Regions from separate parts of the Homo sapiens genome. Here region 1 is linked to region 2. Evidence: chromatin loops called from intact Hi-C (ENCODE). Cell type or tissue: CD14-positive monocyte. All regions are shown on one strand. Links, peaks and the distances in the headings refer to the core of each region. The heading gives the core; the rest is flanking DNA. Region 1 has its middle 38 kb from the start of ZFAND3-DT. Region 2 overlaps ZFAND3 (zinc finger AN1-type containing 3).

Region 1 (15,895 bases), core at 2,563-10,562, 92 kb after region 2:
TCCTATAACCACATGCAACAACATGGATGAATCCCACAGACGTGATATTGAATAAAAGTAACCAGGCACAACAAAATCACATACAGTGTGATTCCATTTATATGAAGTCCAAGAAGAGACCATATTAATTTATGGCAATAGAAATCATAACTGTGGCTACCTTTTGGGGGGTGTTGACTAGGAAGGGGCATATACATTTTGAGGAGCTGGAAATGTGGAAATGTTCTCTATCTTGATCTGGGTGATGGTTACATGAAAGTACACACATGTAAAAACTAATTGAGCTGTACCGTTGAGCCTTATGCACTTTACTGCATATATGTTATATATCAAGAAAAAAAATAATGGTAATGTTTCCCAGGGTGTTACATGTGTCTTGCTGCTCCCCCAGATCCCCTGTGCACACTCTCAGCCATGGCCACCTGAAGCAGGATGGGTAAAGGAAAGCTTTGCCTAAGAAAAGGGCAGGGAGTGCTGAGCAGGTGGACAGCAGTGGCTCTCAGAGAGGGCAGGATGGACACTTACTTGTTCCATACTCCAGCCCCTTTCTAGGAGCAGGTGGGTGCCCTTTTTCCCCAACCATCCCCTAAGTCATCAGTAAGGAATGTTGCCCTGGGCATGCTGGTTTGTGCTCTGGGATTCTCTCCAGACACACTGAACAAATGGCACCACCCATGCCCCCATCCAAAGAATGAGCTGCCATATTTCTTTCAAGAAGAGGTGGTGTTCGAGGCCCTTGCTGGCTCTTTATCTCGATCAAACCTCCAGGGTTTACTGCAGTTTACTGCTGAGGAAACAAGTCCTGAGGGTTGAGGAGCTTGTAGAAGATCCCCTGGTGAGTTAGCTGAGAGCTGGTGTTAGAGCCAGCCCTCCTCTTCCCTAGGTTGGAGTAGGAGTTTGGTTTGGGGACGGGCTTCTCCGCTAATCTGGTGACCAAAGCCATGACATATCAGCATGGGTACCCATGTATGGGAAGGAAGACAGGAAGATGTGTGTAGTCACTGGGCTGGTTATGGGGGTGTATGGAGTCCTTCGAAAGTTTTGTCTTTCCCCACATCGCTCCCCAGGGGAGAAGAAACTTGGAAGCTTTCCTTCTTTTCTGTGTCCACGACACCACCTTCCTTACCCTTCCCCCACCCCACAGACCTCTGCTGGCCACCCTGAGAAGGGCTGAACCCTTTCAGTACAATTTTCCATGTGGTTTTTGCTTTAAGACAATTTCCCATGTTTAGTAGCTGGCTGGGAGTGCAGAGGGTAGAAGTTAATGCAGTGGAGACCTGGGGTAAGAGGCAGCAATGGAGTGAGGGGGCAGTAAGGAGAGGTGGACTGCTTGCACTTGATGTGATGCCCTGCAGAACTATGATTATTAGTCCCAGTTCAAGGGAAAGAACACACACAGTTCCTCTACTATGTGGGAAAGAGAGAACAGAGTCCCTGCCCTCTAGCCAGCCCTGAGGTACCATGAGAACAGACCACCAACAAATCGTAGCTCCGCCCTTTCCTTTATTATACAATGAAGTACTACTCAGTAATGAAGAGAATTCCTGTAACCACATGCAACAACATGGATGAATCTCACAGACATGGTATTGAGTGAAAGTAAACAGGCACAACAAAATCACATACAGTGTGATTCCATTGATCTGAGAACTTTACTTCTGGGAAGTTCTCTCTGCTATCTAACTTCCATCCCTCCTGTTTGAGTTTCTTCCCAGCCCTCTGTCCTCAGAGGAAGTGGAGAGCCAGCAGGATGGCCCTCCTGTCAGCCTTGGCAGGAGTGAAGGACTTTAGACTTGATCTGTACAGTGGAGCAGGGAGGTAAATGACACTCTCTCTAGGCCCCACTTCCCTGCCTTTCTTCTGAGCCCCGAGACAGCTCTACCAGACCCTCCTCACTTAGGGAAGACTCACTTGGCTGCTGTCTGCACCAACCCCTAGGGTCCACCTCAGATCTGGGATGGCACCTGGGACAACCTGGGCATCTCAACTAGGGTGACTGGTGGCTGGACATCCCAGGAGGAGTGGGTGGCAGTGGCAAGTTGCTCCAAACCAAACCCATAATTCCACACTCCAGGGTGTCCAGGCCACCCCTTTATTTTTATCATTATTTTTTTTTTTTTTTGAGACAGAGTCTTGCTCTGTCACCCAGGCTGCAGTGCAGTGGGACAATCTGAGCTCACTGCAACCTCCACCTCCCAGGTTCAAGCAATTCTTGTGCCTCAGCGTCCCAAGTAGCTGGGATTACAGGTGCGTGCCACTGCGCCCAGCTAATTTTTTTTTTCTTTTTTTGTAGAGATGGGGGTTTCACCATGTTGGCCAGGCTGGTCTTCAACTCCTAAGCTCAAGTGATCTGCCTGCCTCATCCTCCCAAAGTGTTGGGATTACAGGTGTGAGCCATCACGCCCAGCCCCAATTAATTATTAAATATTTCCCACTTAGTGTTAATCATGTCTTTCTACTCCTATCTCCACTCACCCAGCTCTTCTCAGAGACAATCACCTTATCAGTTTCTTCAGTCTGCTTGTGAAGATATTATGTACAGATCCATAAATACACGTATATTCTGTTTTATACAAACACACACTGTCCTGAATTCTTTTTTTTTTTAGACAGGGTCTCACTCTGTTACCCAGGCTGTAGTGCAATGGCGCGATCTTGGCTCACTGCAACCTCCGCCTCCTGGGTTTAAGTGATTCTCCTACCTCAGCCTCCCGAGTAGCTTGGATTACAGGCTTGCGCCACCACCCTCGGCTATTTTTTTATTTTTAGTAGAGATGGGGGTCTCACCATGTTGGCCAGGGTGGTCTCAAACTCCTGACCTCAAGTGGTCCGCCCGCCTTGGCCTCCCAAAGTGCTAGGATTACAGACATGCGCCACCGTGCCCAGCCTGTCCTGAATTCTTGACAGTGTGTCGTGGTGGTGGCTCCATGTCAGCACACATCAAGCTTTCCTCGCTTGTTCCCTTGAATGGATTATAACACGTACATGCAGCACCTACTAAGTGCCAGGCACTGTGCGTTTGCTGAGCAGTGAGGTTGTAACAACAACCCAGCCAAAGTTACTGCCTTCCTGGGGTTTACAGTCAGGGAGACAAAGATAAGAACACAGACAGGTGCCTTTGTCTCCTGGTAAGTTTTATAACGGGAGAACTAGAAAGGCAGAGGAGTGTTGGGAAAGGATCCCGAGGGAAGTGACAGTACAGCGAGGCTGGGCGCCAGATGGGGCCCGAGTGGGCAGGCAGGAGAATTTCAAGTTGAGGGAACTTGCACAAGGCGCAGACATAAGACGCTATGATTCAATACGGGGAAGTGTAGGGGGGCTGATGGCCCTCCTGTCAGCCTTGGAAGGAGTGAAGGACTTTAGACTTGATCCGTGCAGTGGAGAGCATCCAGTGGGCTCAAGTGTGAGTGACGTGATCGGGCTCGTGTTTTGGAAAGATCCCGGTGGCTGCTGTGTGGGAGGAAGATGGATGGGATGAGGGGCCGCAGATGCAGCAGGGAGGCCAGCTGGGCACTCCAGCCATAGGCCTTGCCACTCACCTCGCCGGCTTGGCAGCCCACCCAGCCGTTCCCATGTGGGCTTGGGGTAATCATAGCCTTTTCTGGCCACATTGCCTCACCTCCAAAATGAAGCAGGGAGACGGATTCACTCAGCCCACAGCTCACTCATGACCTCAGCCTCCTGCTGGGTAGACCCAGGAGTCATCCTGGGTCCCCCGTCCCTGCCTGCCCACCTCTCCAGACACCTTTTCCTACCTGGATGCTTTTATGCAGGCTCTGCGCTCCCCTGCCACCAACGCTGTAGCCCCTCATCTCTTCCCAGTACTTCAGTGCTGGCCCCTGTTCATCACTCAGCCAGCTCCTCTCCTCCTCCCTCTTCCGGTCTTGCAGGTCAGCTCCTGTTCAGGAAGCCACTCCCTCTCTCCTGGTGGTTATTCAGCCACTTCTTAGGGTCCCTGTTCCATCCAGGTTTCTCTGGCTCCCCAGCTTATGTCTGGGTCCAAGGACGCCCAACTTGGTACCTCTTATGAACAGGAACTGGTGTCTCTCCTATTAGGAATTGTTTTTCCAAGACTGGGGGCTCTCTCTTCCTAAAGTCTCCAGTCTCTATGGGACTGAGATGGCCTTTCCCAAAGCTTCCAGGAGAACATCTCATCTGGTGCTGGTTTCTGTCCTCCACTTTGCTTTGTGCCTGGAAGGCTGACCTCTACGACTGCATCACTGGACTCTCTTGCCCTCTGGCTTTTAATTGGATGCAGGCAATGGGAGGCACTGCTGTAGATCTGAAGGCAGGAGGAGATAAAGCCCAGGGCGTCTATCCACCCCCTCCCTCGCTGCCAGGCGGCAGTTTGGGCAGCGGCTACATTTCTCTACCAAGGCTGTAGGCTGCAGCTCCTGTTGCGGGGGCTGCCAGCTCCCATGGCCACAGCTCCCGCCCTTTCCCTCTCCTCCTGGGATGGTAGCCACCCTGGGTGCTTTATCATAGTTTCCTTAAAGCTGCCCCCCACCTCTGTAAATAGCCTCTTCATTTATGCCCCTTCAATGAAACCTTGGCGTGTTTCCTGTGTTCCCTGCCAGGACTGACTGATACACTCCTCAACCCCCCACCGCCTCCCTCTCCCTCCACCCTCTTGCGGGGCGAGAGAGTTTGTAGATCTCCCTTGGTCACTGGTGATTCTTCCCTTTGAGCTTGCACAAGTTGCTTATGCTCTCAGTTTTCTCTTGGGAAAAGTGGGAATAATTGTCCGACTTCATTCCCGGGATGTTTGCAAGGATTCAACGCGTGCTCGCGAGTCGCGTGCGTGGCACAGTGCCTGGCCTACGGCAGAGCCTCGGTAACCATCGGCTCCTTCCCCTTGCGGAGGGGCTTCCTCCCCACACCTGCCTGGAGCTGACCTGGGGAGAGCGCGCGCTCTGAGACGGGAACTTCGGGACAGAGGGAGTGCTCCTGAGGACAAATCCTGTTTAAAACCACACCTGTGACTGCATTAACCGAGAGAGTGCCTCTCCACGCTTCATTTGCCTTTTAAATGAAGAGTGGGATGGGCTGTGAGTGGGGGCTCTGCTCATTACAGGAGGACAGAAGAGGCTGCGCGCCCTCCGCAGGCCCACGCTGTCCGCCATTAGCACAGCCCGGCCCGGCGCTGCTCGCACATTAGCCTTCAGGAATAAAAAGAATGATTTCGTAAGTCAAGAATAATTATTTCGACCAGCTTTCCTCCTCAGCTCGCTACTGCGCCGCCTGGGCTGCGTGTGCTGGCTGACAAATTAATTTCTATTATTTATATTGGGCTAGAGAGGAAGCACAGCCCGGGGAAGCGGGGAGCAGGGGGCCTGGGGGAGAAATGAGAGATGGAGATGGAGAGACAGGGGCAGGGAGGTGGAGACAGAGCAGCACAGGGAGGGGCGGAGAGGATGGGAAATGCAGAGACAGAAGAAGGGACGGTGTCTGGAGGAGGATGAAGGAGCCGAGGGGCAGGCTGGGTGAGCTCCGGACTTGGAAGGGCTGGGCCTGGGCCCTGGGGGTGTGGGCTTCGGCTCTGTTTCCGCTCCTCTGGGACGGGCACACAAGCCGGCTGGAGTCAGCTTCTCCATGAAGATCTGCCAGGGAGCCGGCCTCCCCATCCTCCGCATTTGAGACATGCTCTGGCATATCATTGAGCACTCAGGGAGAATGCTCTTCAGGGCCCATCAAAATGCACAGAAATGTCTCTCTCCCGGCCTCCCAGCCTCCTGCCATCCCCAGGCCTCCTCCCGGGAAGCCTAAGAAGGTCTTATTGAACTCACCCCACCCAATTCAAAACCAGGGGCGGCTTGGAGAAAACGTGCCCCTACCCACGAGTTGCCGGGTGGACACAGGAAGCAGAGCTGCTAGCAGGGTGTGCTGCTGGGGACTGGAAGCTCACACCCCTGTCCCTGAGCAAAGACTCAGGACGTGTGCCTTCAAAGGGATAGTGGGCAGGGTCGGCCTCCCCAGCCCCACTTCCTGCCAGGATGCACAGCCGGAGTTAACTGAGCTACCCGAATCTTAGACCTGCATCTTTTAAAATGATATATATGAGACATTTATTTATTGACTTTCTCTTTTGTTAAGAAAAATCTTAAGGGTACAGCGGGATGAGTTTTTACATAGTATACACACACTCACATAACACTAACCACTTAGATCAAGATAAAGCACTTCCAGCACCCCCAGAAGTCCCCTCATACCACAATCACCATGAGCTCAAGCTCATCCCCTCATCACCTTAAGGTAACGATTATTCTTTTTTTTTTTTTTTTTTTTTTTTTTTGCCAGAGTCTTGCTCTGTCGCTCAGGCTGGAGTGCGTGGCGCAATCTCGGCTCACTGCAACCTCCGCCTCCTGGGTTCAAGCGATTCTCCTGCCTCAGCCTTCCAAGTAGCTAGCTGGGATTACAGGCACCCGCCACCATGCCTGGTTAAGTTTTGTATTTTTTGTAGAGATGGAGTTTCGCCATTTTGGCCAGGCTGGTCTCGAACTCCCAACCTTAAGCAATCCACCTGTCTAGGCCTCTCAAAGTGCTGGGATTGGCCAGGTGCCAATAATCCCAGCACTTTGGGAGGCTGAGGTGGGCAGATCACGAGGTCAGGAGATCGAGACCATCCTGGCCGACATAGTGAAACCCTGTCTGTACTAAAAATACAAAAATTAGCTGGGTGTTATGGCGCGTGCCTGTAATCCCAGCTACTCGGGAGGCTGAGGCACGAGAATCACTTGAATCCAGGAGGTGGAGCTTGCAGTGAGCTGGGGTCGCGCCGCTGCACTCCAGCCTGGCGACAGAGCAAGACTCTGTCTCACAAAAAAAAAAAAAAAAAAAAAAAAAATGCTGGGATTACAGGACTGAGCCACTGCACCCGGCCAAGGTAATTATTATTCTGACCCCTACCACCACAAATTAGTTTTGTTGGTGAACTTCATATAAATAGAATCATGTAGTATATATCTTTTTATGTTGGCTTCATTTGCTCAACTTATGTCTGTCTATTGTCCATGTTGCTGTTTGTATCGGTAACTCATTATTTTTCACTGCTATAGAGTACTCCATCATATGAACGTTCCACAAGTCATTCAACCCTTCTCCTGCTGATAAGTAGCTGGATTTTTTTTCAGTTTTTGGCTATTATGAATAAAGCTTCATGCACATTCTAATACCTGTAACATTCTGCACATTAAGAACAGTGTGACCTTGGGCAAGGTGCCTAACTTCTCTGAGCCACAATTTTCTCATCTCTAAAATGGGAGGGAGGGAAGGTATTAGCTATCACATTAGGAAATCATGAGGGTTAAATGGGATAACACATGCAAAGTGTCCAACACAGTGCCAGCAGGTGCTTAATAAATGTCATTTCTTCTATCCCCATAATCTGTGGGAAGCTGGGAAAGAAGGTTGCTATATAGAATTTCCAGCCTGGGACCTGAGGTCAGAAAGACATCTCAAAAGCAACCACCACCGAATCAGCTGGGCATTGTGGCAGGTGCCTGTAATCCCAGCTACTCGGGAGGCTGAGGCAAGAGAATCACTTGAGCCCGGGAGGTGGGGGTTGCAGTGAGCCGAGATCGCACCACTGCACTCCAGCCTGGGCAACAGAGTGAGACGCCGTCTCAAAAAAACAAAAAGCAATCACCACCACCACAAAGTAATATTAAGAGTACCCATGACCATTTCTCGAGCACTCCCATGGCTGGTACTGTGCTGCAGAATTATATTGTTGTTTCTCCAATCTGTGAATCATCTGCATCTGTGGCAATAGGCAGCATCTGTGGCTGCTCCCTGAGACTTGATTCTCTGTGGCCTTTCAGGCTTCCTCGAGCATCAGATCAGATTCCCATCTTAAAGATGTGGGGGAGGCCGGGCGTGGTGGCTCACATCTGTAATCCCAACACTGTGGGAGGCTGAGGTGAGCAGATCACGAGGTCAAGAGATCGAGACCGTCCTGGCCAACGTGGTGAAATCCCGTCTTTACTAAAAATACAAAAATTAGCCGGGCGTGGTGGTGTGCACCTGTAGTTCCAGCTACTCGGGAGGCTGAAGCAGGAGAATCACCTGAATCTGGGAGGCAGAGCTTGCAGTGAGCTGAGATCGTGCCGCTGCACTCCAGCCTGGCAACAGAGCAAGACTCTGTCTCAAAAACAAACAAACAAAACAAGATGGGGAAACTGAATCCCAGAATACTTTAAAAGATTTGCTGCAAATCACTCCATCCATTTTGATCAGTTATTTACTGAAAGTAAAACACGTCTCTTTCACTCCTGGGACTTCTCACACCCAGCAGAGGGTCTAGCTCAGGGGGGTGCTCCTGTTTGTAGAATAGGTGGAAACTGCAGCCCTCTGTGCCCGATCCTTCCTTTTGGGCAGCCCCAAAAGGGCTGCTGCCCACCACCCCACTCTGCACCTGATTTCTCACTGAGAGAGGCCTCTTTGGCCTTAAACTGCTGTGACAAACAATGGAGAGCTTTACAGCCTGTCCTGAAAGTGAAAGAGGTCTGGTTCAATGTACTAAAGAACCCCAGCATCCTGGGATGATGGGAAACTCCCAGGGGTCATCCCATTTGGCCTCTGGCCTGGGGGTCAGTCCCAACTGGATCAGTGGCCTGCCTGCCTTCCAAAGCCCTTGGAGAAAGGGCTGCCTTTCCCCATGTTAGGGATGGAGGTAGAGGAGACCTGAGGTTAGGAGGTTACAGCCGACTGCAGTTCAGCTTGTCCCGCTGCCTGGGTGGCCTCGGGCAAATCACTCAGCCTCTCTGGACCTTGCTTTCCTTGTCTAGGATAGGTCCTTTCTAGCTAAGGGGAGTACTTTGGAAGAGAGGCAGGAGCCGCTTCACTCCACTTCAGAGATTTGGCGGGGGGTGTAGTGGGGAAGCAGTTCAGGCTGCAGTAGTTCCACTCAGGGCCTTGGGCTGCTCTCCTCCCTTCCTGCAGCCATTTGGAGGAGGGGCCACTAACTGTGAGGTGGAGGGCTGCTAATGAGCCCCCTATGGACCTCAGAGACAGCGCTGATGGCACTAAAGGACTTCCCTGAGTTTCCTTAAAAGCCCTGATGGCAGAGAAGCCTCCATTAGCAGGAAGATTAATTATCAGACAGATCTTGGCCACTCCCAAGGTGCCCCTAGCTGCCCTTGCTGCGCCCTCAAGTCAGAGAGGATGGAGTTTGGATGTTCCCACCCATGACCTGCCCTATCTGATCCCAGGTGAGAGAGCAGGGACAGGAGATGGGGGTCTGTGGGTCTGGGCCTGGAGGAAATAGCAGGGAGACAGAAGGACGGGGGATGGGGGCAGGGGGAGGGGCCTGTAGGGAGTGATTGCAGAGAGACCCCCAGGAGAATGTAAAGTAAATGCAAAATATGCAAACCATTAGTGATTAGTTGTGGGTCAATTACTCAGGTCCTCTGAGTCATAAGTTGGCAGCTGTGCACTCCAAGCCTCTGATTGGGCCCAGGGGAGGGCCAGCTGGCATGACCTTGGGGGGCCTGGCCCAGGACCTCCAGCCCCTCAGGTCACCAGCCCTTCTGGGCAGCCTCCCAGGCCACCACCCCTGGGCAATAAGGGATCCAGGCAGCTGGAGGATCAGAGAAACCTCTGTTCATGCTACAAACCGCCCCACCTGCTCCAGAGCACAGGCAGCCCTCAGCCTCAAGGCGGCCATGCCAAGCTCACCCACTGAGGGTACTGGGGCCAAGTCTCTTCTCTCCCCTCCCCTTTCATGGTGTGCAAATTTCCCTTCTTCCCTCCCCCTCCACCCTACCCTTTTCCCTCTGGCCTCTCAGCCTCTGTCTGAATAGCCCCACTTCCTCCCTCTCTCCACCTGTTAATGATTCCCAGTGACCTTGCCTCAGTACCTCGGATGGGAAATACCAACTTCAATGCCTTTGTGCCTCAGTCACTTAATTTGCACCTGGTTCTCATTTGACACATTTAGAGGGCCCAGCCAGCCCTGGGGCAGGGAGGGAGAAGGGAGACCTCCTCTATCACCTCACTTCATTGAGAACACCGGCAGCTGCTGATGGGAGCTGCCAGTCATGCCTGCCTCTGAGGGCAGCTTGTCCATCTTGCTGCCTCCCACCAGGCCATGCTGGGCACATAAGGAGGGCTTTCCATGCTGGCAGGACCCAGGGAGATCCCATCACCTTCTGAATATCTGAGCCTGCCCCCAAGACCACTTGAGGGGGCAAATTCTTCCTGGGGTCTCTGCCACGGCAGGGAGAGAGAAGTAAATTAATCAATACTGTATTTGCCAAGTCCCTGCCATGTGGCTGGCAGTGCTCTGGGTACAGTGCTATAAAATGAAGTGAAGGAGTGGGCACAATGTATTCAGAGAAACCACCTTTTCTGAAACCCCCTTCCTCAATGTGCCCTGCCAGCAAGATGAGGTCTGTAGGCCTGTGGGCCTGAGTGGGGAACTCCATCTCTGGGGCATTCTCTGGGAAAGTGAGGGGCCCCTGAAGCAGGTGGTGAGGGAGACCCAGAGGGTAGAAGGAGGAGGCATCTGGCCCAACCTTTGCCCCAGGGGATGGGGTGACAGGAGCCTTAACCAGTGACACTGGACCCCACAGTCTGGCCCTCAGTAGTGGTGGATGTGGGTAGCAAGGGGGCACCAGGCAGTTCTGAGCAGTTATGGATGGAGGACAGTAGGGGAGGAGCCCCTAAAATCCTCATGCCAGTTCCGTGGAGTGCTGACTCCAGGAGGATGTGTTGAGCTTGGCATTTTCCTGCACAGTAACTCCTGGAGTCAGACACTTTGTTGTTAGGGGTGGCAATGGTGGTGGTGTTTGTCTCTTATCTGGCCCAGGGACCCTCACCTCTTCCCCAGTTTTCTCCATCACACTCCCTTTCCTTCTAGGAAGAGAAGCCAGGAGGCAAAGAGGAGGAGCTGGGAGATGTGGGGGCTCTCTGAGCCATGATGAAAGTGGGAAGTCACTGCATGGAGCCTCCTCATCTGTAAAATGGGGGTGCTCCTGCCTGCCTCCTGGGGTTGTGGGAATCAGATGAGAATGTTGAGGTGCTCTGGGGACTTGAAAGTTTTATGTAAGGGTAGGGTCTCAAGTGCATGGCCTCCCCATGAGGGTGGCTTTGCAGGCTCATGGAGAGGTGTAAGTTACGGCGGCATGCTGGTTCTACTTGCCCTTCTCCTTCTACCACCCCCTCCCCACCTTCCTGAGAACTCAGGTACGCACTGTCTCCATTGCAGAATGTTTGGTAGCCACTCCCCTTCCCCCACAGCCTCAGGAAGACCCACTCCTCTCCCAGTTTTCCTCTCCCCTCCCAGTCTTCCCCCGTCCCCCCACAACACAGCAGTCTCCTTTGTGACATTGCTAGGATGGCTGGGAATCACGCCCTCTACCTCCCAGGGGCCTCTCCAGTGTGAGAGCCACATCAGCTTTCCAGTATCCCCCACTGTGGTGGCCCAGACACCCGCTGGCTGCCCATGACCTTCAAGCAGTGCTAGGATCCTCTTTCAACTCTCCTCCCCGCTCCTCCAGCTTCAGGCCCCGCTGCTTGTGGCCAGCCTTAAGGCTGCTGTCTCTGCAGCCACGAGGGGAGGATCAGGTGTCTAGTGACTGGGGCCTGACTCCTCCCTGGGGCCCAGGAGAAATCGAACATTTTCTCTTCCCATCTTTGACTCGGCAGCCTGAGAGCCTGAGCCCCCACTTCTGAAACCGGAGCAGAGAAATGCATGCGGTTGGGAAACCACCTGCAGAACTTGGCTGGATCCTGGGCAGCCTGAGGTGCAAGATGCTTGGCTGGGCTGGGCTTGAGGATGGAAGGGGTGGGCCAAGAAAGAAAGATAGACAGGGCCTGGATGAGGGTGCCTCACTCACCTCAGGCATCAAATTTTAGGGGTGCCAAAAAACTCAGCAATTAAGAGACTTAATACTTGAATGAGCTAGTTTTAAAAATCAAAATTAATGCAAAACAAGATCTGTGATTGTGGCGGGCAGAATGATGCCCCCCTCCTGAAGAGGTCTACGTGCTCTAAAATTCGTGAATATGCTAAATTATATGGCAAAGGGGAGATCGGGTGCAGGCGGAAGAAAGGTTGCTAATCAGCAGACCTTGAGGTAGGGGGAGGAGCCTGAGTTGTCCAGGTGGAGCCAATGTAATCATAAGGGTCCTTAAAAGCAGAAGAGGGCGGCAGAAGAGTTGGAATCGGGGAAAGAAATGTCATGGCGGAAGTAGAGTCAGAGAAGTATGGTGTGAGAAAGACTCGCCTGGCTTTGAAGACGTTTGGAGGCCACTGCCAAGGACTGCAAGCAACCTCTGGAAACTAGAAAAGGCGAGAAAGCAGATGTTCCCCCAGAGCCTCCAGAAGGAAATGAAGTCCTGCTGACACCTTGTTTTTAGCTCAGTGAGACCGGTGTCAGACTGTGACTTACAGAACTGGGAACTAATAAACTTGTGTTGTTTTAAGGCACTAGGTTTGTGGTAATTTACGACAGCAGCAATAAGAAACTAATACAATGAAGAACCGAATACCAGCCTTTTACATAAAGACAGGCTCAGGAGATGATAGGCCCCCGGCCTGCGGACAACAGCCTTCGTGCTCATGCCCACTCAGTTCAGCCCTTGAACTGCGGGTGAGATCAAGGGGGCGGGGACGACAAGCCAGAGGTAAGAGGGGAGTTGGGGGCACTATGGCAGCTCCCGAGATTCACTGACTGGCAGGAGCATGGTGTCAGGGTGTGGTGGGAGTGGGGAGATAGGAGGGAGTGAAGAGAGGAAAGAAGAGGTGGGAAGAGGATAGAGGAACAAAGAGCATTGAGGCACAGCTAGAATCAGGCACAGAAGACTCAGAGGACCGGGTGCGGTGGCTCATGCCTGTAATCCCAGCACTTTGGGAGGCTAAGGTGAGCAGATCAGTTGAGGTCAGGAGTTCAAGACCAGCCTGGCCAACTTGGTGAAACCCCATCTCTACAAAAAATACAAAAATTAGCCAGGCACAGTGGCACACGCCTGTAATCCCAGCTACTCGGGAGGCTGAGGCAGGAGAATCGCTTGAACCCGGGAGGCAGAGGTTGCAGTGAGCTGAAACTGTGCCACTGCACTCCAGCCTGGGCAACAGAGCCAGACTCTGTCTCAAAAAAAGACTCAGAGAATTAGAGCTGGAGGTAGAAGTAAAAATTAGCGATCTCACTAATTTCTGTTTGGCTGGCATGTTAGTATTATATTAATATTCACTGATGTTTATAAATTACAATTATACATAGACATTGTTAAAAAGTCAAATACTTAAAGGCTTATAATGAAACAGCCATTTCCACACTGGCCTTCTGCACCCTGCAGTCCTGCTCCTGAGAGGCAGCCATTTTTAAGTGTTAACTGTTTTGGTTTTTTCCTAGTATTTTCAGATTTCTATGCAAAAAAATACTTATTTTCCTATTGATGTTTTAGTTTTAAGTATAAACTATTGCCTTTATAGTATGGAAGATGAAAACGTTAAGTTTGCTAAACCCAACCCTCCACTTTTTCTCCACCAATGTAGTTTTATCATTTTATTCCATCTTTTAAATTAATTTAATAGAGACAAGGTCTTGTTACGTTTCCAGGTTGGCCTCTAACTCCTGGACTGAAGCGATCTTTCCACCCCAGCCAGAGTAGCTGAGACTACAGGCATGCGCCATCATACCTGGCTCCACTTTTTTTCACATTTTAATACATCAATATTCAATGTTTATTTTATTATGATTTTGCAAATATTATTCATGGTTGAGCCAAAAAGTAGACTCTGATTACATTTTGAAAATTGTATTACCCTGCTTCCTGTGGAGTTAATTACTGGCTCTGTTAAAAAAAAAAAAAAAAAATCTTAGGCCAGGTGTGGTGGCTCACGCCTGTAATCCCAGCACTTTGGGAGGTCGAGGTGAGCAGATCATGAGGTCAGGAGATCGAGACCATCCTGGCTAACACAGTGAAACCCTGTCTCTACTAAAAATATAAAAAATTAGCCGGGCATGGTGGCGGGTGCCTGTAGTCCCAGCTACTGAGGAGGCTGAGGCAGGAGAATGGTGTGAACCCGGGAGGCAGAGCTTGCAGTGAGGCGAGATTGTGCCACTGCACTCCAGCCTGGGCGACAGAGCAAGACTCCATCTCAAAAAAAAAAAAAAATCTTAGTTTTTCCTATATATATCACAAATTTGACAAATCCTTTTTTTTTTTTTTTTTTTTTTGAGACAAGTTCTCACTCTGTTGCCCAGGCTGGAGTGCAGTGGTATGATCATGGCTCACTGCAGCCTTGATCTTCCCACTCAAGTGATCCTCCCACTTCAGCCCCCAGAGTAGCTGGGACTAACAGGTGTGCACCATCATGCCTGCCTAATGTTTTAATTTTTTCTTTTTTTCAGAGATGGGGTCTCCCTATGTTGCCCAGGCTAGCCTCCAACTCCTGAGCTCAAGCAATGCTCCCACCTCAGCCTCTCAAATTGCTGGGATTACAAAATGAGCCACTGCACCTGGCCCCGACAAATTCTTTAACACTTTTAAACACATTAGATGCTAACCATTTTGTTTCCTTTTTAGTGATATCTTTCTGGAAGTGTCCTGTCCTCCACTCAATCTGGATGGATTCTTCTCTGGGACTGCTGCCCAGCTCTCATCCTGGGAGTTCCCTTTACACTTATCTGACAAATGCCATGTACCTTTCGCCTGTGTTGCATTCCTTCTTTCCTGGGCCATAAAATCTTCTCTTTCTTGATTGACTTCCTCCTTTTAGTGGAGCATATTTTCCAAGATTTGAGAAAGGGTCTATAGGAGACATATATGTTGAGATCTTGCAAGCCTGAAAATGTCTTTATTCTACCTGCCCTTTGGTTGATAGTTTTGTTGGGTATACAATTCTAGATAGAAAACCATGTCCTCAGAATTTAAAATACATTGATAATTGTCTTCTAGCTTCCACTTTTATGGATAAACAAAATCTGAGTTCATTCTGACTTCCTTTTCTTTGCAAGTAACCAATTTTTTTCCCCCCTCTGGAAGCTTTTAGGGTTTCTTTTTTATCGCTAGTGTTTTGAAATTTCATAATGATGTATGCTTTGTATTGGTCTCTGTTCATTGTTCTCGATAATCTCAAACATGTATTTTAGTGCTGGAAATTTTTCTTTTATTATTTCTTTCTTGCTTGCTTTCCTTTTTTTTTTTTTTTTTTTTTTTTGAGACAGAGTCTTGCTGTGTTACCCAGGCTGGAGTGCAGTGGCGTGATCTCTGCTCACTGCAAGCTCCGCCTCCCAGGTTCACGCCATTCTCCTGCCTCAGCCTTCCTAGTAGCTGGGATTACAGGTGGCTGCCACCACGCCCAGCTAATTTTTGTATTTTTAGCAGAGACGGGGTCTCACCATGTTGGGCAGGCTGGTCTCGAATTCCTAACCTCAAGTGATCCATCCGCCTCAGCCTCCCACAGTGTTGGGATTACAGGCGTGAGCCACTGCGTCCGCCTCTTTTATTATTTCTTTACTTATTTTTTCCCTCTATAGTCTCAGTTCTTTTTCTTACTTGCTTACTTGCTTATTTAGAGATGGGGTCTTGTTATTTTGCCCTGGCTGTTCTTGAGCTCCTGGGCTCAACCAGTCGTCTCTCCTCAGCCTCCCAAAGTGCTGGGATTATAGGCATGAGCCACTGCTCCCCAGCCTGTTCTTCTTTTTCTGATATTCTTATTAGTCCTATGTTAGACTTAATTGACTAATCTTTGGATTTTTTTATTTTTGTCTCTCATATTCCCACTCTTTGTTTTGTTTTTTTCTATTTCATGGGAGAGTCCCACAACTTGATCTTTCAACCTTTATATTGATTTTAAGCCATTATCCTTTGAAATTATTATTATTATTATTATTATTATTATTTTGAGACAGAGTCTTGCTCTGTTGCCCAGGCTGGAGTGCAGTGG
Region 2 (15,895 bases), core at 5,404-13,403:
AGGTATACATCATTTAAATATGGGGTAGATTTCTACAGTCTTCATTATTTAAAATATCTGCAAACAAAACTCATTTGTAGTCTGGGTACTTTCTATACGTTCAACAGCGAAGGGTAGGGGGTGGGGGCCATCCAATGTTAATTCTCTTTACTGTGACAATATTGCTGGTACAGTAAGATAAAACTATCTTAGGATGCTAAACTTACTCTCTGGATGTGCTTTGTACACTGCTTGTACTATGTGTGACTCACTTTATTGACTTTATTAACTAGGACTGTAAGATGCTTTAGTTTTGTTTGTGTTTTTGTACAAAAAGAGTCTCATTCTGTCACCCAGGCTGTAGAGCAGTGGCGTGATCATAGTTCACTGCAACCTCAAACTCCTGGGCTCAAGGGATCTTCCCAATGTAGCCTCCCAAGTGGCTAGGACTACAGGTGCACAACTCTATACCGAGCTAATTGTTTTTAAATTTTTTTGTAGAGAAGGGGTCTCACTATGTTGCCCAGGCTGGTCTTGAACTCCTGGCCTCAAATGATTCTTCTGCCTTGGCCTCTCAAAGTGCTAGGATTATAGGCATGAGACAATGCACCCAGGCTACATGTTTTAAATATAGCCATACACTGGATGGTACTAGAGAAACATTAAGCAACCACTGGAATGTCCTGAGCAAGAGAAAATGTTTATGGGATAAACACAAAGAAATTCCAAAGTCCCACAGTGAACAGACATAGAAACAAAGAGGATTTCTGTAAAGAAATGCCAAAAGAAGTGGCCAGCTACTCCCTGTTCATTATCTTTGTATGCAGCCCAGACCAGGTAGTGGGCTAACCTAGTCTGGCCATGGCCCACATCTCTAATATCCAAAAGGGTGGAAGGGTGGGGGGCACAAACACTCCAAACCAAACAAATGGGGGTGGTGGGGATTGGGAGGGGCACAGACCAGTGAGGTTGGCATTTCCCAATTATATGGGAATTACATTCATTTCCTTCTCCAAGGGGGAAGTATAGCAGCAGTGTGTGTAGCAGGGACTAAACCCTAGGACTAATCCAGAAAAACATAGCTTGCCATGCAATCCTTTCAAGCATCAAAGGGACCCTAGGCCTGGGAGCCCTAACCTTAACAAGTATCCTATCCTTGGGCAAAGGGAAGGAGGAAGAGAATTGGGGGGGCGGCTATATCATGCTTCTGATTTGACTACTGCCCCCAAAATAAACAGAATCTGAAGAGCCTACGGGGAGGGGCTTCGTGTGGTCTACCTCATACTGACAAGAAACAAATCATTACTAGTCATTTCTATTTCAGGGGAGGTTGGACTGCCTACATGGCAAACAAACAAAGAGTAATACTTTTGCTAACACAAGGCCTAAAGTTAAATCCCACTCCCCTCCCACTCCAGCAACATGGCCACCCAACTGGACCACTGAAAAGGACCCTAATGTCAGAGCTATCTTTGCACGAGACATACTTTAGAGAACCTGGAAAATTCAACATTGGACACATTTTGCTGCAAAATTAAATTGGCTATTAAGAAGTGAAAAGAACAAAATTGTCATGACACAGACGACATGCTGAGCTCTGCACCACTGACCTATAGTCTTCATGTGATTATACAGGAATGTTTTTGAATTCGTTGTACTTCTTACCATATACTAGCATCCAAAGGAATGTTTTTTTTTTTAACTAAAATTGTTGAAATTCTAAATACAAACAGCATTCAACTCTACTCTTGCCTACCCCTATCCCTGAAGTCCAGCTCTCAACACTGAACTTTTCTTTCAAACCCTAAGGAGCAAGGAACAAAAATCTCTATGAAGGTCCCAAAGACTAAAAATTCGTATTTTTAGTGCTCTATTGTTATGTTCAAAACCCTATATAGCTCGTACTTTTTGGCTAAGGAGATCTGAAAACAGCAAAGCTCCTGCAGCCCAGCTGTTTTCTTTTCTAATTAGTGAAAGAGGAACCTGTGGAGAGATTAAAGATTTAGCCTGCCCCAGAGCTAACAGCTTCCCCTCCAGCAGCAATCCTACCTCCTGCTGGCCTAAGCAGAAAGACAGAACAGACCATCAAATCCAGATCTCTGGCATTAATAATGACTGACAGTCTTGCCAGCCACCCAACTAGGTCTTTAATTTAAAGACTATCATAGGCTGGGCACAGTGGCTCACGCCTGTAATCCCAACACTTTGGGAGGCCAAGGTGGGCAGATCACTGGAGGCCAGGAGTTCGAGACCAGGCTGGTCAACATACGGAAACCCCATCTCTACTAAAAATACAAAAAGATTAAATAAAAAATTAGCTGGGCATCGTGGCGTGCAGCTGTGGTCCCAGCTACTTGGGAGACTGAGGCAGGAGAATCTCTTGAACCCGGGAGGTGGAGGCTGCAGTAAGTATAGATTGCACCACTGCACTCCAGCCTGGGCAATAGAGCAAGACTCCATCTCAAAAAAACAAAAAACATAAATAAATAAAAATAAAGACTATCATAATCAGCCTTCCCTTGAAGAGTATTTTTTTTTTTTTTTATACTCTAAGTTTTAGGGTACATGTGCACATTGTGCAGGTTAGTTACATATGTATACATGTGCCATGCTGGTGCGCTGCACCCACCAACGTGTCATCTATCATTAGGTATATCTCCCAATGCTATCCCTCCCCCCTCCCCCGACCCCACCACAGTCCCCAGAGTGTGATATTCCCCTTCCTGTGTCCATGTGATCTCATTGAAGAGTATTTTTTATGAGGTGCTAGCACACAACAGTAGGTGATTTAATCACGAACTTTTCAGAATATACACGATAGCACAATCATTTGTGATTCAGAACTATACAGCTTTAAAAAAAAAATACTTTCCATTATCAAATATATCCTTCATGAAAGATGTTTTGTAAAGTACAAAACAGACCTGAAACTAAGTTCTGAATAAATAGGCACTGTTTTCTCAAACCTTGTAATACACACTTTTTAACTCCTTTTTAAAAATTTGGTTCAGAGGGGGTATCTCATCCTGGAGGACTTTTCCAACTTGATCTTCAGATTCCAACTGGCTCATTCTAGTCAACTTCAGGACATCTCTGGTGAAAGATTCTCACTGAACTCCCTTAGCAAGTTATTCCATTGTTTGACTGACCTCACTGTCAGGTAAAATTTTAGTGGGAGATTAGAACATTTTTCTTTTTCAGCTCCAGAACAAAGTAATTTTTAGATCAAAAAGAATTGCTGCAACATCCCTGCTGACACAATAGGATAAAGCAAAGGAGAAAAGCACTGGTTGACACCATGCAGCTACTGTAAAGTTTATTTCTAAAGCTGTTAATACAGTTTTGAAATATGAAGCTTCAAGTACCATGACAGCCAGAGTGTGAGTTTTTGTTGCTACATTTTTAAAATTAAGCCCTTTATTGGCTTTTTGTCCATTCACCTTTCTTTTAATACTGAGAAAGGAGAAAAGAAAAACATTTCATGTTAGTAAATGCTTTATTGACCTCTCTTATCTGAACAAAAATGACCCATATCTCACAACCTCTAAAAGCTGGTGAATTTTTTAAGCCAAATATACAAAACATCACACATAAAGATTTTGCTTTTAAGCCTTAGAATACAGCCAGGTGGTTAGTACTAATGGTTTGTCTCCATGCAGAGTCTATAACGCAGCCCCTTCAAAAGTTCCAAGCCAACATCTTCATGCTATCCTGAAAATAATGCAGTATTCAGTTCAAAAGAATTAAGTACCAGATATATCTGGTTTCAAGTGTTATTCAGTATTTCATACCCTAACTCACATTCTGAAAGTTCTATAACAGGCAGGATAATATCTTCTACCAATAATGAATTTACTATCATCCAGATTGAGAAAAAGCATGCTCATTCATCCCAGTTACTTGAATACTCTTTTAAAATATTCACCAAATACAGGCAAAATAAAGTTTAAGAAACACACATTTTTAAGTACCTTTAATTACAGTTAACTCATTTAATTGGGTTCTAGTACACAGATATACCTATATATTTGTCAGTTACACAGAGAGAAAACTCCATTTCACAGCCACAAGAAATAACTAACCCAAGTATGCAAGTCCATGTGGGTATCAAGAATAATAAAGATGGTTCCATGCAATTCCCCCCATTTCTAACACCAATCTTCCCCTACCTACTCCCTGCACCACCACCACCCGCTCCCCCACAAAAAAAAAACAAAACAAAAAACAAAAAAAACTTCTGCATTTGGAATTAGAGGTAAAGCAGAAACCTGTTCTTGCTGGACCAAAGAAGTGATATTAAGCATCCCATCACATACAAAGATAGTTCTGAGCATGGTGGTCCCAACCTATTCTCTCACCCTATCCCACTCTTCAGTGATTTCTCCAAGGTATACTTTGTAAGGAACATAAAACCAACAGTTACACATGTCACAGGGGTTTGGATGAAGAAAAATCAATTTACTTTGGCTAATACTCAACTACATACGGGTTGGGGATAAGGGGCTCTTCCTCTGAGATTCCTGACTCCAGTTGTGACCAAGAAGGATATTTGACCCTGGCACAAGAATGCTAAAATCAATCCAATCCAGCTCTAGAATTAACTCACAGGGCTGGGAAAGGTTACCTGGAGCAGCTGACCTGTCCTGGAGAAACAGACACTTTCCTAGCTTCTTAAGAACTTCACCAGGAACACGGAGATTGGGTGCCTATATAATAAATGACACAAAATGTTTACCTCTCATTCCATCCCTGTGATTACTAAGTGTCTCTTCCTTGCCACTAAAAAATCTGATCAACCAGACTAGGCTAGGACAAATCCTTTCCAGAAACTAAACTAATTCCCAAATCTAACAGCTTGAAGTTGTTTCACTTCTCCTAGTTTCAAGAAACTACACAACCAGCAGGACAAACTGCCTCGGCCAGCAGAGGAGGAGGCTGTAGCTGCCAGTGGTGGGACTCCCCAGCTGCTCAGCCCCAGGGTGCTGCTGTGGGGTGTTCAGGTCACAGGGGCAGGGCTATGCCAAGCGGGAGGGATCTAGGCCCTGCCTCACCTCTCAGAGCTACATCAAGCCCTGCCTCACCTCTCAGAGCTACATCAAGCCCTGCCTCACCTCTCAGAGCTACATCAAGCGCTGGGGAGCCTACAACACAACCCTCTACTCAGCAGGGCGTTCAAGGCCTGACCTCGGCTTGCCTCTGTCTGTCCAAACTCATTCAGGATAGGGCTCACACATAGTGCTGCATCAAGCCCCCTTCATCACTCCAGTGATCTGCCCTCAATCTGTCTCTCCCACTGTCCCACGGATAGTAATGGCAGTGAGCTCCTGGAGTGACTCAAGCTGAGCTAATGACTGTGTGGAGAACCTCCATAAATCAAATAGGGATTGGATTGGATCGGATCATACTTTCCCTCCAGTGTCACAGGCTGTCCACATTTGTACGAGTTCCCACACAACTCTCACTGTATTGCAAATTTGTTTCCAATCTGCCTACTTCTCTCCAACTACTGCTGTCACCAACCATCTAGCCACCATCATCTCCTGCCTGGACTGATACAGCTGTTGTTCCTACCTCATTTCTAAAATCTGTTCTCCACGAAAGCAGCCAGATTGATCTTTTTGCATTGTGTAAGTCTGATTAAGTCATTCCCTGCTTAAAACCTTCCAGCGTCTGCTTCACTTAAAATAAAACTCGGACTTCTTAGCTTGACCAAGACTTTGTCTGGTTTGGCTCTTGCTTCATTCTCTCTCCGCATCTCCTCTCAATATCAGTAGTTCCCAGAAGAAGCTATTAATACATAGTACTTTGTAGTGTTTGGAACACTAGCTTTGTTGTGAGCCTCCCTGGGTTTGAATCCCAGCCCTGCCACAAGTAAGCAATATCAAGCATGTAAAGTTCTTAACAAATTATGTTTACACAGTAGATCCTCCCACCTCAGTAAGTGAAACCATCATCCACTGGATTGCTCAGTGCTAAACTAGAAACCTAAGCATTATCTCTGACTCCTCTTCTTTCACCTCACATCCAGTCTATCACAAGGCTTGCAAAAACATAGCCCCAAACTGACTACTTCTCACCATCTCCTCTATTACTACTGTAATCCAAGCCACCATTATCTCGTCTGGACTCCTGCTTTTTTCTCTGATACCCTTCAATTCTTTACAGGGAAAAATTAAAAAACAAAAACAAAAACAAAAACACTCCACAACCAGCTACCAAGGAAACAATCAATTTCCATGATAATCTGAGGTTCATATTAAATATGTACAGGATAAGAAATGACAATGCTGCACTAAGGACTTTTTTTCCCTCACAAGTGTGGAAGAAATACCAACAAAACAATGCTCCCAAGAAAGAAGTGGTATGATTTGTCCATAATCAGGATAAACAATAAATCACCCACTTTATTGATTCCCACTGGTGAAATAAATTTTAAAAATGTCGCATGCACGTGTGTGTAATTAAAGACCTATACAAAACCCTCCAGCCCTCCTTTCATATACATAAAGTACTTGCATAAATACACAAAGATTAAAACCTAGGATCTGTGTGTCACTCAAGGAAATGATTGTTGCAGGCATAGAACTAATTGATGCATTTCCAGAGTCTCCACAGTGGACAAAGAATATCTTCAAAGCAAAGGAATTTAATAGCATAAAAACAACTAAACATCGAAAATAACCTCAATTAGCCAAGGTATATGTACGTGTATTTTAATCTCACAGGCAAAAAGATCATGAGATGAGTGTCCCAAGCCAAAAGGGTCATGGTTATAAACATTATTTTCCTATCAATATATGCAAAAGAGGCTTACTGCTCTTTCAACCACACTCCAAAATGTCCCCTGCCTTTCAAACAGACTAAGACACACACCATGTCAGCCATTCTTTACAAATTCTTAGAGTACGAATTGATATGAAAGACTGACCAGAGATAAAATTAACTATCTCATTACCTCTGATCATTTCAACTACATGAATATATACAAGAACTCCTACAATGAGAACATATTCCAAATATACAGCCTTTACAACAGTAGGGGCTCTTTCTTTTCTCTATTTTCTTCTATATTTTATTGGCAGTCAAGCAGTACCTTTACTTTAAAGCCTTTTTAGACTTACCTGCTTTGCCGTAATGCTGACTGAGATGACTTCACTTACCACTAACACGTAGGTAAGAAGTTCTCTCACCTTTTCAGGAGCTACCAGTAACTCTACTTAACAGGAAATAATTAAGTTGTATCTACTGAAGTTGAAGGCAGAAACAAATCAATGCCTACGGGATTCTAAAAGTTGTCAAAGAAATGAAAACAAAACTTGGAACAGAAATTTGAACTGATTTCATTTCTGCTGTGCCCTCCCCATCAGAATATTAACTCAATTTAAAATAACCAATTTCCTTTATTTCCTGCTTCACCTTTTCCAATTTGTTACATATACTGAATCAGCAATTTTCCAAATTTTCAAACAGTAAAACTTTCTTTCAAATTAAACCTTGCAAAGAACGTGAATATAAAATAGAAAAAAAAGTGATTTTAGGGTAAATATATCTCCTAAGTTCAAATATAAAACATTCACATATTATAAAGCAAATTACTGCTGGGCCTGTAATCTCCACACTTTGGGAGGCCAAGGAGAGAAAATCACTTGAGCCCAGAAGTTTGAGACCAGCCTGGGCAACATAGTAAGATTTCATCTTTACCAATAAAAAAAAAAAAAAATCAAAAATTAACCAGGCATGGTTGTGCATGCCTGAAGTCCCAGCTACCTGTGAGGCTGAGGCGGGAGGATCACTTGAGCGAAAGAGGTCAAGGCTGCAGTGAACTGTGATTGCCCCACTGCACTCCAGCCTGGGCAACATAGCAAGACCAGCCTGACAACACAATGAGACTTCATCTCTATTTAAAAAAAAAAAAAAATACAGAAATTAACTATTACATAAACAAGAACTAATATATAGATGACAACGAAGAAAATCTTGTTCATGAACATAAGTTGCTGATAACAGATTTATCTTTATTTTAAACAGTTCACCTCAGAGTTCTGGGATGCTCTTTAAGTAGAGCAGGCCAAAAAAAAAAATCATTTACTTTTAAGATCTTCACAAAAATGAATTAACAGAACAGCAACAACTAATGCATTATTGGTAATCATGTACTAAAATTAAGTTTATTTTTTGAATAACATCTAAAATAACACTTTCATCAAATGTTTATAAAATCCTTAAAAGCATCTCTACAAAATGCTGGACAACTATTTCAAATCACTTTCCAAGCCTTCTTTTATTACATTGCAACTCCAATCCACTCCCAAAAATATCTCCAATTGGGGGGCCAGGGTGAGTCTATTATTTTTAAAATTAAAAATAACACAAAAATGGTATTTGAACCTGAATTCTAAATGTCTGAGAAGACATAATCCTATACTCAGGTACATCAGTATAAACTGCTGTCCTTCACATTCAAAAATGAAAATGATTATTGTTCTTCTGGTGTATTTGAAAGGTACACAAGATTAGCCATCTCATTCAAAGATACATCTACACAGGCCTTTGTAAGATTTACAGGTATCATCTCTCCTACAATCAGATAAGCCAAGGGCTGACAAAGTGCAGCCAGCTGATAAAGTCTAGCCCTTTAGCCATATTTTTCAGCCCCACAGCTAAGAATGGTGTTACAGAGCCAGGCACAGTAGCTCACACCTGTAATACCAGCACTTTGGGAGGCTGAGGCGAGAGGACTGCTTGAGTCCAGAGTTTGAGACCAGCCTGGGCAACAAAACGAGACCTTCATCTCTACAAAAACGAAAAAGAAAGAATGGTATTATGGGTTGAATTGTGTCCCTCCCCTACCCTAAACCCCTGGCAACAAAAACAAGATATGTTGGAGACCTAACCTGCAATACTTCAGATGTGACCTTATTTGGACATGGGGTCTTACAGAGGCAATCAAGTTAAAATGAGATCATTAGGGTGGGCCCTAATCCAATATGACTGGTGTCCTTGTAAAAAAGGGAATTTTTTTTTTTTTTTTTTTTTTTGAGACGGAGTTTCACTCTTGTTGCCCAGGCTGGAGTGCAATGGCACGATCTCGGCTCACTGCAACCTCACCTCCCGGGTTCAAGTGATTCTCCTGCCTCAGCCTCCTGAGTAGCTGGGATTACAGGCATGCGCCACCACACCCAGCTAATTTTGTAGTTTTAATAGACGCGAGGTTTCTCCGTGTTGATCAGGCTGTTCTCGAACTCCCGACCTCAGGTGATCCGCCTGCTTTGGCCTCCCAAAGTGCTGGGATTACAGGCGTGAGCCACCACGTCCGGCCAAAAAGGGAAATTAGTACACAGAGACAGATACATACAGAGGAAAGATGATGTGAACACACAGGGAGAAGATGGCCATCTACAAACCAAGAAGAAGGTCCTGGAAAACATCCTTCCTTCACTGCCTGAAGAGGAACAAACCCTGCCAACAAACCTTGATTTCAGACTTACAGCCTTCAGAAAGAATCATGAGACAATAAATTTCTGTTGCTTAAGACATCTAGTTTGCAACACTTTGTTACAGTAGCCCTGGCAGATGAATACAAATGGTTTCCACATTTTCAAGTGGTTAAAAAAAATATGTTATTCTGAGACGTGAAAATTATACGAAATTCGAATTTCAGTGTAAAGTTTTTCTGGGACACAGTCACATTTATTCCTTATTCGTTTATGTATTACCTATGACAAACTGCTTTTGTGTTCACAATGTAGGGGTGAGTAGCTGCAACAGAGAGCTTGTGGCCCACAAAGGCTAAAATATAGCACTTTCCAGAAAAGTGTGCCAATCTGAGAAAAACTACTGTGTTACAAAACATCACACCTTATATTGTACATGCTCCCTAAGAAGATCAATTTGTTATCATTTTCCATCTTCCAGCTGACCTTCACTATTCTGCTTTTCTTCTAAAAATTAGGTCAACAGACAATTTACATATCCCTGGACCATCAATCTGTTAAGTCCACTACTGTCAGCAAGAACTTATGTGACGGATAAAACTATATAAAATACCTCATACAACTCTCAACGATAGATCCAAGAATCACAACCGCATAAATGATCCCAATAAAATTCGACAGGCTCTAGCAAGCAAGCAAACAAGTGATTATGTATGAATTAGGGCTGTGTTTACCTTCTATTATAAAAATACCGATTTATTGACCAAACCCTAGGGGGTAGCACACAGAAAGAATGATTAATTGTGTCTGCATTAACTCCTTAGGTTCCAATTTTCTTTCTTTTTTTTTGAGACGGAGTCTCGCTCTGTCACCCAGGCTGAATGCAGTGGCGTGATCTCGGCTCACCGCAAGCTTCGCCTCCCGGGTTCACACCATTCTCCTGCCTCAGCCTCCCAAGTAGCTGGTACTACAGGCACCCGCCACCGCGCCTGGCTAATTTTTTGGGGGGTTTTTTTTGTTTTTAAGTAGAGAAGGTGTTTCACCGTGTTAGCCAAGATGGTCTCGATCTCCTGACCTCGTGATCCACCCACCTCGGCCTCCCAAAGTGCTGGGATTACAGGCGTGAGCCACCACACCTGGCCCCAATTTTCTAAAAGCTAAAAACTCAATGTTTGTTAATGCAATGAAACAATTAAGTTCTGCCACATTAGCCAACTGTTTGGCAGCATGTACTAAGGTTGCAGAAATGCATACACATGTATACCAAAAGACACGTAAAAGAATGTTTAAGCAGTACTTTGTGGAATAGCTCCAGACTGAAAGTAATCCAAATGCCCATCAACAGTAGAAGGGATAAACTAATCACAGTAAATTCACACAATGAAATACTTCCCAGCAATGAGAATGAACAAATTACATGCAACATAGAATAACCTCATAAACACAAAGATGAAAGCCAAACAAAAAGCAAAACCTATGAATGATATCATTTACGTAAATTTCAGTAACAAGCAAAACTAATCTATGGTGCCAGAGTAGGAGAGTGGTACTCTGGAGAGGCAAGTGGGAGTAATGACTGAGAAGGGACATGAAGAGAAATGAAAGGGGTTTCTGAGGTTTTGGTAATATTCTATTTCCCTACTGCGGGTGTGTATGATATATTTCAACAAAAAAAGGTTAACAAAAAACAAGTTCCACTTCCAGGAGATACTTCCTAAGATTACTAGAAGTGGAACTGAATATGTTCCTACTGGCCCCACTGTTCCATACGTAAAAACCATAAACTCTGGACAAAACATAAAAAGTAACTACCTGAAGGCGCTGAACAGCAATCAAAACCAGGCAGAAACTGTGAGTCTGCACCGGAAAATGGGAATTGCATTGAGAAAGTTTCCTTTTGTTTTTCTAAATGGCTTTTTGCCTGAGGGAAGGCCTACGTAAGCCACGTTAGGTAATAGAATCCAGATAGAAACTACTGTCTTACTGAGATGAAGAACCAGATGACAGAGTTCAGAGTGATTCTATCAGGTGGAAAGTGGAGGGGGAAATCAAGAAAAGGAGAAAGCCAGAAATGGAGAGGTTCAAATCTACCTATAAACTTGGCCCAAATCTCCAGCTGATCCATGAAATATACATGCATGGGATAGACTACAGCAGCCCAGGTAAGACTAAAAACTGAATAAAGAATTTAGCTGCTGATGGTGGTGGGAAAGATGGTTTCAATTTTGAGACCATTCAAGTGAAATGCCTGCTAAAACAAAAATTAATATTATTTGGAGGTATACAACAGAAACCAGTATTTCTATAATAAATTGTCCACAATGTCTAGGATGCATTTCAAAATTACTAGACATTTAAAGAAACAGGAAAACATGACCCATACTCAAAGAGAAAAGGTGATCTATGCAGACCAACACTATGATAACCTGAATGTGTAATTAGAGAAGGATTTTTTTAAGCTACCTTCACTTGGTTTTCTCTAATGTTAGTATCTTAAATAACCCTAATATGGCTATAGAAACCAAGAAATTAATGTTGATACAATACTATCAAGGAATTTATAAACCTTATGTAAATTCTGCCAATCAATCCACCAATATCTTTATTCTGGCCCAGGATCCAATCCAAGATGCCACACTGCATTTAGTTGCTACATATTCTCAGTCTCCACCAGTCTGAGACAGTTCCCCAGTCTTTCTTTGTAGACAAGAATTTTAAAGCAGCTACTATAACTATGCTCAAGGATTAAAGAGTAAAATAGTCTCTTAATAAATGAATAGGAAATTTCAGCAAAGAAACAGAAACCATAAAAGAACACAAATTCTGGACCAAAAATTACAATAACCAAAATAAGAACATTCACTGGATACAAAATAAAGATGACAGGAAGAGTCAGTAAACTTAGAATAGATACTATTCAATCTGAACAACACAGAGGGAAAAAATAAGAAAACTGAAGAGTACTGTGTATTACAACATCAAAGGTCTAAACCTACATGTAATAGGTATAATTGGAATTCTATAATCAGAACTAAGAGAGAATGGGGCAGAGAAAAATATTTGGAGAAATAATGACCAAAATTTTCCCAAACGGAGTACAAGATGGAAATTTACAGGTTCTAGGAGATCAATGAAACATAAGCAGGACAAAATACAAGGAAAAACACTTAAGCACATCATAGTCAAATGGTCAACAACGAAAAAGACAAAACTGCTAAAACAGAGAAAAATGACAAATCATATAAGAAAACAATCATAAGAATTACTGATTTATAGCGAGGAGTGGTGGTGCACACCTGTAATCCCAGCTATTTGTGAGGCTGAAGCAGATCACTGAAGCCCAGGGGTTTGAGGCTGCAGTGAGCTATAATCGCACCACTGCCCTCTAGCCTGAGCAATAGAACAAGACCCTGTCTCATTCATTCACAAAAGAATTACTAATTTCTTAGTTAAAAAAATAACTAAGGCCAAAAGACAGTGGAAGGTCATGTTAAGTGCTCTTTTTTTTTTTTTTTTTTCTGAGACAGAGCCTTGCTCTGTCGCCAAGGCTGGAGTGCAATGGTGCTATCTTGGCTCACTGCAACCTCCACCTCCCATGTTCAAGCAATTCTCCTGCCTCAGCTTCCCAAGTAGCTGGGATTGGCGCGTGCCACCATGCCTGGCTAATTTTTGTATTTTTAGTAGAGGCGGGGTTTCACCACGTTGGCCAGGCTGGTCTCGAACTTCTGACCTTAGGTGATCCACCTGCCTCGGCCTCCCAAAGTGCTGGGATTACAGGCATGAACCACTGTGCCCGCCCTTTTTTTTTTTTTTTTTTTTTTTTTTTGAGACAGTCTCGCTCTGTCGCCCAGGCTGGGGTACAATGGCACAATCACAGCTCACTGTAGGCTCAAGCAATCCTCCCACATCGGGCTCACAAACAGCTGGGACTACAGGCGTGTGCCACCACACCCAGCTAACAACACACTTCTAAATAACAACACACTTCAAAGAAAAAAATCACAAATGAAATCAGAAAATGCTTTGAATTTAATCAAAATAAAAACACAACGTACCGAAATTTGTGGAATTCAACTAAAGCAGTACTGAGAGAAAAATGTATAGCTTTAAATGCCAATATCTGAAAAGAAGAAAGTTATAAAATCTCCCAAGATTCTGGCTCAAGACACTAGAAAAAGACCAAATTAAACCCAACATAGAAGGAAAGAAAGAAAAATAAAAGCAAACATCAGGGCAAACAAAAACAATAGAGAAAATGAACAAAGGCAAGAGTTAATTTTTTTTTTTTTTAAGATTAACAAAATCAAGACTGGGTGCAGTAGCTCACATCTATAATACCAGCACTTTGTGAGGCAAGGCAGGAGAATCACTAGAGGCCAGGAGTTCGAGGCCAGCCTGGGCAACAAAGTGAGACCCCCAACTCTACAAAAAAAAATTTTTTTAATAGCCAGGCACAATGGTGTGCGCCTGTAGTCCCAGCTACTCAGGAGTGTGAGGTGTGAGGATTGCCTGAGCCCAGGAGTTGGAGGTTACAGTGAGCTATGACCACATCACTGCACTTAAGCCTGGGTGACAGCAAGACCCTATCTCAAAAAAAAAAAAAAATTAACAAACTTGATAAATACAGATTAACCAATATCATGAATGAAAGACAAAATAACGGCCAGGCACGGTGGCTGACGCCTGTAATCCCAGCACTTTGGGGGCCCAGGTACGTGGATCACCTGAGGTCAGGAGTTCGAGACCAGCCTGGCCAACATGGTGAAACCCCATCTCTACTAAAAATACAGAAACTAGCCAGGCGTGGTGCGCCTGTAATCCCAGCTACTCGGGAGGCTGAGGTAGGAGAATCACTTGAACTCGGGAGGTGGAGGTTGCAGCAGTGAGCCAAGATCGTGCCACTGCACTCCAGCCTGGATGATAGAGCGAGACTCCATCTCAAAAAATAAATAAATAAAGACAAAATCACTACAGACCATACATATATTATTAAATGAACGATACAATGAACTTTATGCCAAAAAAATCTGACAACTTAGGCAAAATGGACATATTCCATGAGAAATATAACTTATCAAAATTGACATACTATAGACTAAAAAATCCTAATAGCCCTAACTCTACTAACTGAATTTGTTATCAAATGCGAATATTCACACAAACCAAACCACAGGTTCAAATGGCAAATTCTCTCAAACATTTAAGGAATAACTAACATCAATTGAACACTTCCAGAAAAATAGACGAATATTTAACAACTGATTTTGAGGCAAGCATAACACCTCATATCAAATTGTGACAAAGAAAACATGAGCACGTATGCAAAAATCTTTAACAAAATACTGCACTAACAAATGGAGTCTAGTAATATATTTAAAAATGATTCATCATGACCAAGTGACGTTTATCACAGGAATGTAAGGTTGTTAAAACAACTCATCAACACCCACACCATAATACTGCAGGAGAGATCTTTCACAAAAATCTCATCACATTCCTCACTTTCTCAAAACTCTTTGGCTTGGTTTTTGGCTTCCTATAACCACATACAAGACAGAAACCTTAACACAGCATGTAATGCTCCTTTCACAACCCCAGCCCCGCGCTACAGTCACATCTCTAGGTAGTACCCTCCACTATGTACCCCATATTCCCACTACAATGGCCATGTCCTCTGCCCAAGATATACCACTCCCCTCCCTCCCTCTATCACAAATGCCAAAGCTCCATCTTGTTCCAGTTTCTCTGAAAGTTTTCCTAACTTTATCAGGTTGATTTCATTACTCCTCTCTCTACACTCCCACTGCATCTTTTGTAACCCTCAATCACAACAGATATTACCATTTCTTTGTTTTTCTTTCTATTCAACTATCACTCCTACAGGGCAGGGAATGCCCCATTAACAGAATAAAGAAGAAAAACCATATCATCATTTCAAAAGATGCAGTAAAAGCATTTGACACATGTCAATACACATTTATGAAGGAAAAAACTCATCAAATTAAGAATTAAAGGAAATTTCAATCTAGTAAAGACATCTAAGAAAAATTTAACAATTAACATCATTCTTAACTTTCAAGTAGCAGGTGTCAACATTTACATTAGCTTATTTATCTCTCACTGGTCTTAACAACCACCCTGTTTAAATGTGAAACAAAAAGAAAAAAGGAGGAAGTTATTGTCCCCTGGTATAATAGCAACTCTCGGTCAAAAATATTAAATCATATACTCAAGTAAGAAAGCCAAGGCAAGAATCCAGTCTTTCACCCAAAGTACTTTTTCACTATAGTACACTATCTCTAATATTCAGGTTCATGTCACAATGGACAATTAGTCCCTCCTACAAAGCATACTTTGGGAACTTTATCAAAGACTGAGTACTGGTTCTTATTGTGACAATTCTCAACATTTTCTAGCAATGCCACTAGTTTAGGTAACTATGGCGAATAGGCAGTAAAATATGCAAACAGTTATTATATTTC

Evidence for each region. A loop is a pair of places that touch in the nucleus more often than their neighbours do. Peaks named below come from ENCODE experiments on the same cell type or tissue, not always from the same donor. Only the 100,000 strongest peaks of a DNase experiment are listed, where the experiment ranks them.
Region 1: a loop joins it to region 2, with 3 times the contacts of the local background. A loop is called at or near these places in 33 of 110 quality-filtered maps.

Annotation. Positions count from the first base shown.
Region 1 is chr6:37,773,185-37,789,079 of GRCh38, reverse strand. No RefSeq gene overlaps it. Among named protein-coding and RNA genes, the nearest start is that of ZFAND3-DT, 38 kb to the left of the region's middle. RefSeq lists enhancers at 11,416-11,485, 11,080-12,011, 12,079-12,629. In CD14-positive monocyte, for the core only: no CTCF peak of the experiment used is centred there; no DNase peak of the experiment used is centred there; H3K4me3 peaks cover 1,300 bases; H3K27me3 peaks cover 4,078 bases.
Region 2 is chr6:37,867,637-37,883,531 of GRCh38, reverse strand. All of the region lies in intron 1 of ZFAND3 (zinc finger AN1-type containing 3), which reads right to left. Among named protein-coding and RNA genes, the nearest start is that of ZFAND3, 56 kb to the right of the region's middle. RefSeq lists enhancers at 1,718-2,283, 5,014-5,083 and silencers at 3,633-3,833, 15,260-15,329. In CD14-positive monocyte, for the core only: no CTCF peak of the experiment used is centred there; a DNase peak (open chromatin) is centred at 9,431; H3K27ac peaks cover 2,653 bases.